2 separate regions of the Homo sapiens genome follow, and region 2 is linked to region 1. Evidence: read pairs that join two places in POLR2A ChIA-PET (ENCODE). Cell type or tissue: GM12878. All regions are shown on one strand. Links, peaks and the distances in the headings refer to the core of each region. The heading gives the core; the rest is flanking DNA. Region 1 overlaps CDK17 (cyclin dependent kinase 17). Region 2 overlaps CDK17 (cyclin dependent kinase 17).

Evidence for each region. ChIA-PET counts read pairs that join two places held together with the same protein. Peaks named below come from ENCODE experiments on the same cell type or tissue, not always from the same donor. Only the 100,000 strongest peaks of a DNase experiment are listed, where the experiment ranks them.
Region 2: POLR2A ChIA-PET joins it to region 1 with 5 read pairs; 21 of 35 experiments call an interaction of 5 or more read pairs at or near these places.

What each region holds. Positions count from the first base shown.
Region 1 is chr12:96,388,472-96,392,865 of GRCh38, reverse strand. All of the region lies in intron 1 of CDK17 (cyclin dependent kinase 17), which reads left to right. Among named protein-coding and RNA genes, the nearest start is that of CDK17, 9.8 kb to the left of the region's middle. In GM12878, for the core only: no CTCF peak of the experiment used is centred there; no DNase peak of the experiment used is centred there.
Region 2 is chr12:96,312,715-96,317,108 of GRCh38, reverse strand. CDK17 (cyclin dependent kinase 17) reads left to right here. Exons shown (of 17, transcript NM_002595.5): 4 at 3,655-3,788. Among named protein-coding and RNA genes, the nearest start is that of CDK17, 86 kb to the left of the region's middle. RefSeq lists enhancers at 272-902, 903-1,535. In GM12878, for the core only: no CTCF peak of the experiment used is centred there; no DNase peak of the experiment used is centred there; H3K4me3 peaks cover 907 bases; H3K27ac peaks cover 797 bases.

The DNA.
Region 1 (4,394 bases), core at 199-4,198:
AGCCTTCTTTCCAGGTTTTATGTGTTCCTGGCAATCTGGTCTATATTTAGGGCTTTGTTCTCATCACCCATATGCAATAATCTCCACCTCTTTATTTCTAATCTAGACCTCTTTTTCTGAGTTGCATTCCAGCTTCCTACTCGATATTGCCTTAGTGCTCCCTTACCTAAACTGAACTCGAATCCCCTATTTCTGTTCCCAATTTCAGTGAATGGTACCACTGTCAGCCTAGTCACGTAAGCCAAAAACTTTGGCAGCTTCTTTCTTACGCTTTTCTGTTATGCTCATTTCCCCTTAGTCCAGTTAGTCACACCAAGTCCTGTTAATTTTAATTCCTAAATATCTTTTAAATTTATTTTTTCCTGTGTCACTTTCTTACGTAAGGGTTTTGGAATGTCTTATCTGATTTACTGGCTCCAGTTTTGTCCCATTTTAATCTAACCATATTCTTTCTTTATGTTTATATATGTATCTTATTTTATCCTTTTTTCCGTACTGCCGTCCATTCATCCATCCATGTCTGAAGTACCTGCCTACTCTGTACTAGACACTATGGTAGGGGCTAGGATACAAAGATGAAGAAACTGGTATGTTGATATTACAATGCTATGACACTTGTAGAGAAATTCTCATTTTTAAGCCCAAACGTCTCTTTCTCCAACGTGATCTTTGTTCCATTCTGACAGTTATGGTGGTTCTGCTATATAGTATTTATGTATACTGTAGTACTTAATATGTTATGTTGTAATTAATTATTTTCAGGTCTCTCCCTCTTTTGGCTGGCGTTGTGCTCCAGAGAGGCCGTGTTTTTTTTCATTTCTGTATTTCTTCCCGTATTATCATACTCTTAAATTGAATAAAGTGATGGAATTAGGAGGAACAACACCGAGTTGGTAAATTAAGGTCAGAGTAGGCTTAGAAGCAATCAAGAATACATTTTGATATAGTAGATAATAAAAAGTGTAAAAGGTTTCAAATATTGGAGCTATACAGTTTTGGTGGTATTTGTGTGAGAGCAATCTAGAGCAGTTTGTAGGCCAACTTGGAGGGACAGTAACTTGGCATTATTGAGACTGTTTAATTGCATGTGAGCTGTACTAACTTGTTAGTGAAAATGGAGAGAAAAGGGGTGTGGCCTTCAAAGATTGTTGTCTTTTAGACAAAATGGAAATATAAAATTATAATGTTAATATGTAAAGAAAGTACTCATTTCTGAAGGTCTAAAAATATTGGTCAGTGTATCAGGAGTAAAATTTGGTTTAACCGAAAAAAACTGGCCTGCCGCGGTGGCTCACGCCTGTAATCCCAGCACTTTGGGAGGCCAAGGCGGTCAGATCACTTGAGGTCAGGGGTTCGAGACCAGCCTGGGCAACATGGCGAAACCCCATCTCTACTAAAAATACAAAAAATTAGCCGGGCGTGGTGGCTCAGGCCTGTAATTCCAGCTACCTGGGAGGCTGAGGCATGAGAATTGCTTGAACCCGGGAGGTGAAAGTTGTAGTGAGCTGAGATCACACCACTGCACTCCAACCTGAGTGACAGAGTGAGACTCTGTTTCAAAAAAAAAAAGAAAAAAAAAATCAAAAACAAAACAACCCCCCGCCCCAAAATCGTCCTTAATGAAATCTAGCTATTTAACTGTGTAGTATTGGCTTAAATGCGCTTACTGCAGTGCAGAATTGTACTCAAAGGATCAAACAGTGCATTTAATGTTATTCATTCTGCTGTGGTAGTTTATGTATACAGTTGACTAGAAGCTTTGTTTTTCTTTTTTTTTTTGAGATGGAGTCTCCCTCTGTCGTTTAGGTTGGAGTGCAGTGGTGCAATCTCAGCTCACTACAACCTCCACCTCCCGGGTTCAGTAAATTCTCCTGTCTCAGCCTCCCGAGTAGCTGGGATTATAGGCGTGTGCCACCATGCCTGGCTAATTTTTGTATTTTTAGTAGTGTTGGCCAGGCTGGTCTCTAACTCCTGAGCTCAGGTAATCCACCCACCTTGGCCACCCAAAGTGTTGGGATTACAGGTTTGAGCCGCCACACCCAGCCTTGTTTTTAAATGGAATTACAGTAATTAAATAAAAACTGTTCCATGGTCTACTTTTAAACTTGAAGGATTTTTTTTCTTTTTCTTTTCTGTCTTTTTTTTTTTTTTTTTTTTGAGATGGAGTCTCACCCCATCGTCCAGGCTGGAGTGCAGTGGTGCGATCTCTGCTAACTGCAATCTCCACCTCCCAGGTTCAGGCGATTCTCCTGCCTCACCCTCCTGAGCAGCTGGGACTACAGGTGCACGCCATTGTGTCTGGCTAATCTTTGTATTTTTAGTGGAGACCATGTTTCACCATGTTGGGCAGGCTGGTCTTGAACTCCTGAGCTCAGGTGATCCACCCACCTAGGCCTCCCAAAGTGCTGGGATTAAAGGCGTGAGCCACCGCACCTGGCCAAGGCTTTTTTAAAATGCCTGTAATCCCAGCACTTTGGGAGGCCTAGGTGGGTGGATCGCCTGAGCTCAGGAGTTCGAGACCACCCTGGTCAACATGATGAAACCCGTCTCTACTAAAAAATACAAAAAAATTAGCCGGGCGTGTTGGCACGTGCCTGAAGGGAGGAGAATCACTCGAACCTGGGAGGTGGAGGTTGCAGTAAGCTGACATCGCCACACTGCACTCCAGCCTGGGCGACAGAGCAAGACTCCATCTCAAAAAAAAAAAAAAAATTGAGTTTTAAATTATACCTCTTTTCAGCCGGGCGCGCTGTCTCACACTTGTAATCCCAGCACTTTGGGAGGCTGAGGCAGGCGGATTATGAGGTCAGGATATCAAGACCATCCTGGCCCACATGGTGAAACCCCGTCTCTACTAAAAATACAGAAATTTGCTGGGTGTGGTGGTGCATGCCTGTAATTCCAGCTACTCAGGAGGCTGAGGCAGGAGAATCTCTTGAACCTGGGAGGTGGAAATTGCAGTGAGCCAAGATCACACCGCTGCACTCCAGCCTGGTGACAGAGTGAGACTTCCTCTCAAAAAAAAAAAAACAAAAAACAAACAAACAAAAAAACCCTCTTCTATAGTAGGTGTGTTATAAGTAATAAATTTATTTTAAATATTAGTTCGAGATTATGGCTTGGTAACGTCTTGTTTGAAGTGTGACATTTAAAATGAATTTTCATAATTTGTGGGAGTCAGTGCCTTTTTAAATTCCTCAGCTTACACAGTCTTCTTAAAACACTTTTTGTATTGAGCTTTTGAGATCATGGTTTATTAACCAACATTTATCATTTCAGAAACAGTGGGGTATTGTGTGTTGCAATAATTTTTGCCCATAAGTTGGTGAGCATGGATTTTTTTGTTGATCCCTCCCTTCTCCAGATATCATTTCCATTTCCATTTTGCTCTCATCCCCTTTCTTCCTAAGAAGCTATAAAATGGTTGAAACATTTATTTCAGGTACAATTTTTTGGAAAAGATCTGCAACTTAGGTTTCTATTGTATAAAGTTTAGAATTGGTTATATGTTTTCAATTTTCTTTTCATAAAGCCTACTTCAGTAATAACTTATAATAACCATATTACTATAAGCTCGTTATTTTAACTCTTGGCTGGGCAAGGTGGCTCATGCCTGTAATCCCAGCATTTAGGGAGGCAGACTGAGGAGGATCACTGGAGCCTAGGAGTTTGAGGCCAGCCTGGGCAACATAGGGAGACCCCATGCCTACAAAAAAATTAAAAAAAAAAAAAAATTAGTTGAGCATGAGATGGCACATGCCTGTAGTTCCAGCTACCCAGGAGGCTGAGGCAGAAGGCTCTCTTGAGCCTGTCTCAAAAAATAATAATAATAATAATAAAAAAAAGTGAGGCCTGGTGGGAGGTATTTGGATCATGGGGCAGATCCCTCATGAATGGCTTAGCACCATCCCCTTGGTGATGAGTGAGTTCATGTGAGATCGGTTGTTTTAAAGTTTGTAGCTTCTTCTCTGTTCTCTCTTGTTCCTGCTCTCGCCATGTGACATGCCTGTTCCCACTTGGTTTTGCACCATGAGTAAAAGCTTCCCGAGGCCTCCCCAGTTGCCAAGCAGATGTTGGCATTATGCTTGTACAGCTTGCAGAACCATGAGGCAATTAAACCTCTTTTCTTTATAAATTACCCAGTCTCAGGGATTCCTTTATAGCAATGTAAGAACAGCCCAACACAGCATGTAAAACATTGATTGTTTTTGCTATAACTCTTTATAAAATAAGAACTATTGGTAGTGGTAATAAAATTGTTTAATCCATTGCTTCACATTGAAGGAATGTCTAAATCAGTGATTCACAAGGACAATTGAATGAAAATCGTCTCTGGCTTTTTGAACTTTGCATATTTCCCAGATTTTCTAATATGCCTCTACTCCCACCAGATT
Region 2 (4,394 bases), core at 99-4,098, 76 kb after region 1:
AGCACTTCTCTGTATTGGTTATTCTAGTTATACATTCTTCTAAATTTTTTTCAAAGTTTTCAACTTCTTTGCCTTTGGTTTGAATGTCCTCCCGTAGCTCAGAGTAATTTGATCGTCTGAAGCCTTCTTCTCTCAGCTCGTCAAAGTCATTCTCCATCCAGCTTTGTTCCGTTGCTGGTGAGGAACTGTGTTCCTTTGGAGGAGGAGAGGCACTCTGCGTTTTAGAGTTTCCAGTTTTTCTGTTCTGTTTTTTCCCCATCTTTGTGGTTTTATCTACTTTTGGTCTTTGATGATGGTGATGTACAGATGGGTTTTCGGTGTGGATGTCCTTTCTGTTTGTTAGTTTTCCTTCTAACAGACAGGACCCTCAGCTGCAGGTCTGTTGGAATACCCTGCCGTGTGAGGTGTCAGTGTGCCCCTGCTGGGGGGTGCCTCACAGTTAGGCTGCTCGGGGGTCAGGGGGTCAGGGACCCACTTGAGGAGGCAGTCTGCCCGTTCTCAGATCTCCAGCTGCGTGCTGGGAGAACCACTGCTCTCTTCAAAGCTGTCAGACAGGGACATTTAAGTCTGCAGAGGTTCCTGCTGTCTTTTTGTTTGTCTGTGCCCTGCCCCCAGAGGTGGAGCCTACAAAGGCAGGCAGGCCTCCTTGAGCTGTGGTGGGCTCCACCCAGTTCGAGCTTCGTGGCTGCTTTGTTTACCTAAGCAAGCCTGGGCAATGGCGGGCGCCCCTCCCCCAGCCTCGCTGCCGCCTTGCGGTTTGATCTCAGACTGCTGTGCTAGCAATCAGCAAGACTCCGTGGGCGTAGGACCCTCCGAGCCAGGTGTGGTATATAGTCTCGTGGTGCGCCGTTTTTTAAGCCGGTCTGACAAGCGCAATATTCGGGTGGGAGTGACCCGATTTTCCAGGTGCGTCCGTCACCCCTTTCTTTGACTCGGAAAGAGAACTCCCTGACCCCTTGCGCTTCCCAGGTGAGGCAATGCCTCGCCCTGCTTCGGCTAGTGCACGGTGCGCACACACACTGGCCTGCGCCCACTGTCTGGCACTCCCTAATGAGATGAACCCGGTACCTCAGATGGAAATGCAGAAATCACCCGTCTTCTGCGTCGCTCACGCTGGGAGCTGTAGACCGGAGCTGTTCCTATTCGGCCATCTTGGCTCCTCCCTCTGATTTTTTTTTTAAATGTACCCTGTAAGTCTCAAAAGTGTAGCACTTTGGGAGTTGAGCCTTTCTGTGGGAAGGTCTCACTTGTAACTCAGAAACCCAGGGCTTCATTTTTTATCCCAATGTGGAAGGTAAACCCAGGGACCTTCTCATCAACATCAGCAGCCTCTCCTAAGACACTGATAGAGTCAATTTATGTATAACAGCTTTGGGTTTTCAGTCCTCTCTTTGTTTTTGCTTCCTAGGTATTACCAATACATTCTTGCACATTTAGCTGTGCATTTTAAAATATTGTATTTTAGTCAACATTTTCTTGAGGAAAGGGAGATTTTCATATCTCACTAGAAATGGAAGCCATGATTAAATTATTTTTAACATTTTGAAGGTGTGACAGAAATGAATACAGGACCTTAGATGTGTTATATACCAAATTTTAAGAGGTTAGGAATCAATCACCAATACATTACTTTTGCTGCCAAATTAATTTTTTGTTCACATATCACCATAAAATTTCTATGGAAATCTCAACATAACTGAAGTGTATTCTTAGATTACATATTGAGCTATTAAAAATCCATTACCATTTGCAACTGCTTATGAATATTAATTGGAGTTTTCTTAATATTGAGTTAACCAAGACAAAAATACAGACATAAAGTGAGTTTTAAGATAGAGTTGATATAAGACCCTTGAGTTCAAATTTCTCCTTAATCTAAGCAGTCCTCATGATTTTATATGTAAATATTATTAAAAGTTAACATTTATACTTATAAAATACAATTGTCTCACACATTGATATTTTATATAACTTTATTTGAAAAAGAGATCTAGTTATCTAGGCCATTCCTTGATTGTTAGTTAATATGCAGTTCCCTTGAATACTTGTTAAGCACCTTCTGAGTGCCAGACAGTTGGTTAAGTTCTGGAAATAGAAAAGTGAACAAGCTAAATCCCATCCCCAAGGATCTTATAAAATCACATGCACCAAAAAATGTTCTTCAGTGCAGTGGGTGGGGGCACAGTAGTCAACTGTGTCTGAGATTAGAAAAGACTTCACTGAGTGATGACACATGAGCATAGTTTGAAGACTAAGCCTGATCTCACAAAGTTGATAAAATAGGAAAAGGCATCTTTTAAAAACGAGAAAAAAAGTGTGTTAAAGCACTGCAGCATGAAACAACATGCTTCTTTCTGGAAAATGAATACGTGTATAGAAAGTAATAGTGGCAAGAGAGGAGTTCTAGAGATCCAGCATTTGTTTCCTAGTACACTCTTCTTGCTGGGTTATTAGATAATGACTGACAAATGCAGGTATATGAGTATACAACTTGGCCAGATGTGGTGGCTCATGCCTGTAATCCCATCACTTTGAGAGGCCAAGGTGGGTGGATTCCTGAAGTTGCAGTTTTTTGAATTTTTGCAATCAGACCTTGGTGATGACCTTGAGCAGTAGGATATAAGTAGCTCCCACATGCTTAGCTTCCAATAATGGAACACTAGGCATAAATGGCTACAAGTTCAAGATGAGCCTGAACAACAAGGCAAAACCTTGTCTCTACAAAAAAAATAAAATAAAATAAAACAAAACAAAACACCAGATGTGATGGGTGCCTGTACTCCCAGCTACTTGGGAGGCAGGAGGATTGCTTGAGCCTGGGAAGTAGAGGCTGCAGTGAGCCATGGTTGTGTCACTGCACTCCAGCTTGGCCAACAGAGCAAGACCTTGTCTCAAAAACAAAACAGTATATGTCTGTTTTTAATATTTTCAAATGGAATTTATCTTCCTCCCCCTACTTCCATTTAACTTTTATCTCTATTAAGCATGCCATAACCCACCTTTTTTGTAGTATGTTTTTGCTCTGAACAGATTTTTGAGTATTTGAAGATCATAAACTTGTTTTTGTAGTTCTGGTACAAAATAGATATTCAGTGAATAATTTTTTATTGTTTTATTTTTAACATTGGGGGTGCAGGGAGGAGAAACTGCATTAGAAGCTTTTAAGAGGTGTTTTAAAGAATATTCCAAGAATTAGCTCCATTTAACCATAGACCCAGTGACACATTATTTAATTGAAAGAATACTAAATAAGAGGCAGATGACCAGGTGTCTATTCCAGCTCTGCATCTAAGCTTTGTGAACTTTTGAAAGTCATTTAACCTTTCAAGTCTCAGTTCCCAGATCTAGAAAATGAAAGAACTGGCTCATTCTCAGAGATATTATTTCCAGTTTATAATTTTATTACTCAACCCTTGATAATAACTTGAATGTTAATTTTTTTCATAATTTGAAAGTGTAAAAAGATTTCATACTATTTTAAGACATTTGAGTCATGTTTTCATCTATTAACTGCATACCTGTGGCACCCAGAATGTAAATGACTTTTTATGCTGTGATTTTTACTCGTTGGCCTTCTATATTTTACCCATAGTGATAATAAATTATATATTAGAATATAATGTATCTCTTTTAATGTCTCATTTTTTGATATAGATATTGTTCATGAAAATCTAAAAATGGGATCAGATGGTGAGAGTGACCAAGCTTCTGGGACATCATCTGATGAAGTCCAGTCACCTACAGGTGTTTGTCTCAGAAATCGTATACATAGACGGATCTCAATGGAGGTAATCATTTAAAAAATACAAATATACTTGTGAATATGTGTGTTGGTATATGTTAATACACATACATATCAAGTGGAGTAAATGCCCATTTAAAAATTTTCATGAAGACACGTGACACTTGTAAGAAAGTTACTTCTTTGCATTCATAAATTGCAGTCTGTGAATATTTCCTCTTTTTTAATTTTTATCCCAATGTAGATATGTAATATAGTTGTTCGCATTCTGTGAAACATTTTATTTTAATTTTTTGCGAAACGTTATTTTAGGTTATCCATTAAGGAGAAGTGAATTTTCAAAAATTCTGGAAATACAGAATGATACATTAGCAATGTCTTCTTTTTAGAAAATACGATTTTAATGATATTTTTGAGATTCATCTGGATAATTAGCATTTTATTTTCTCTGTTTCAAATTTTAAGAGGTATAAATAAACAGCTTTTTTTTCTTGCATTATATTATAAAAGTGGGTGTCCTTTCCTTTGTGGTTCACTGTACCTACTGATCTCTGAAGCACATTTATTTCTCCGTGTAAAAGGATGAAGAATTCATTTTCTTTTCTTTGTAAGTGTTGTGGTATAACCTTGAGGACATAAGTTGATCGTGACT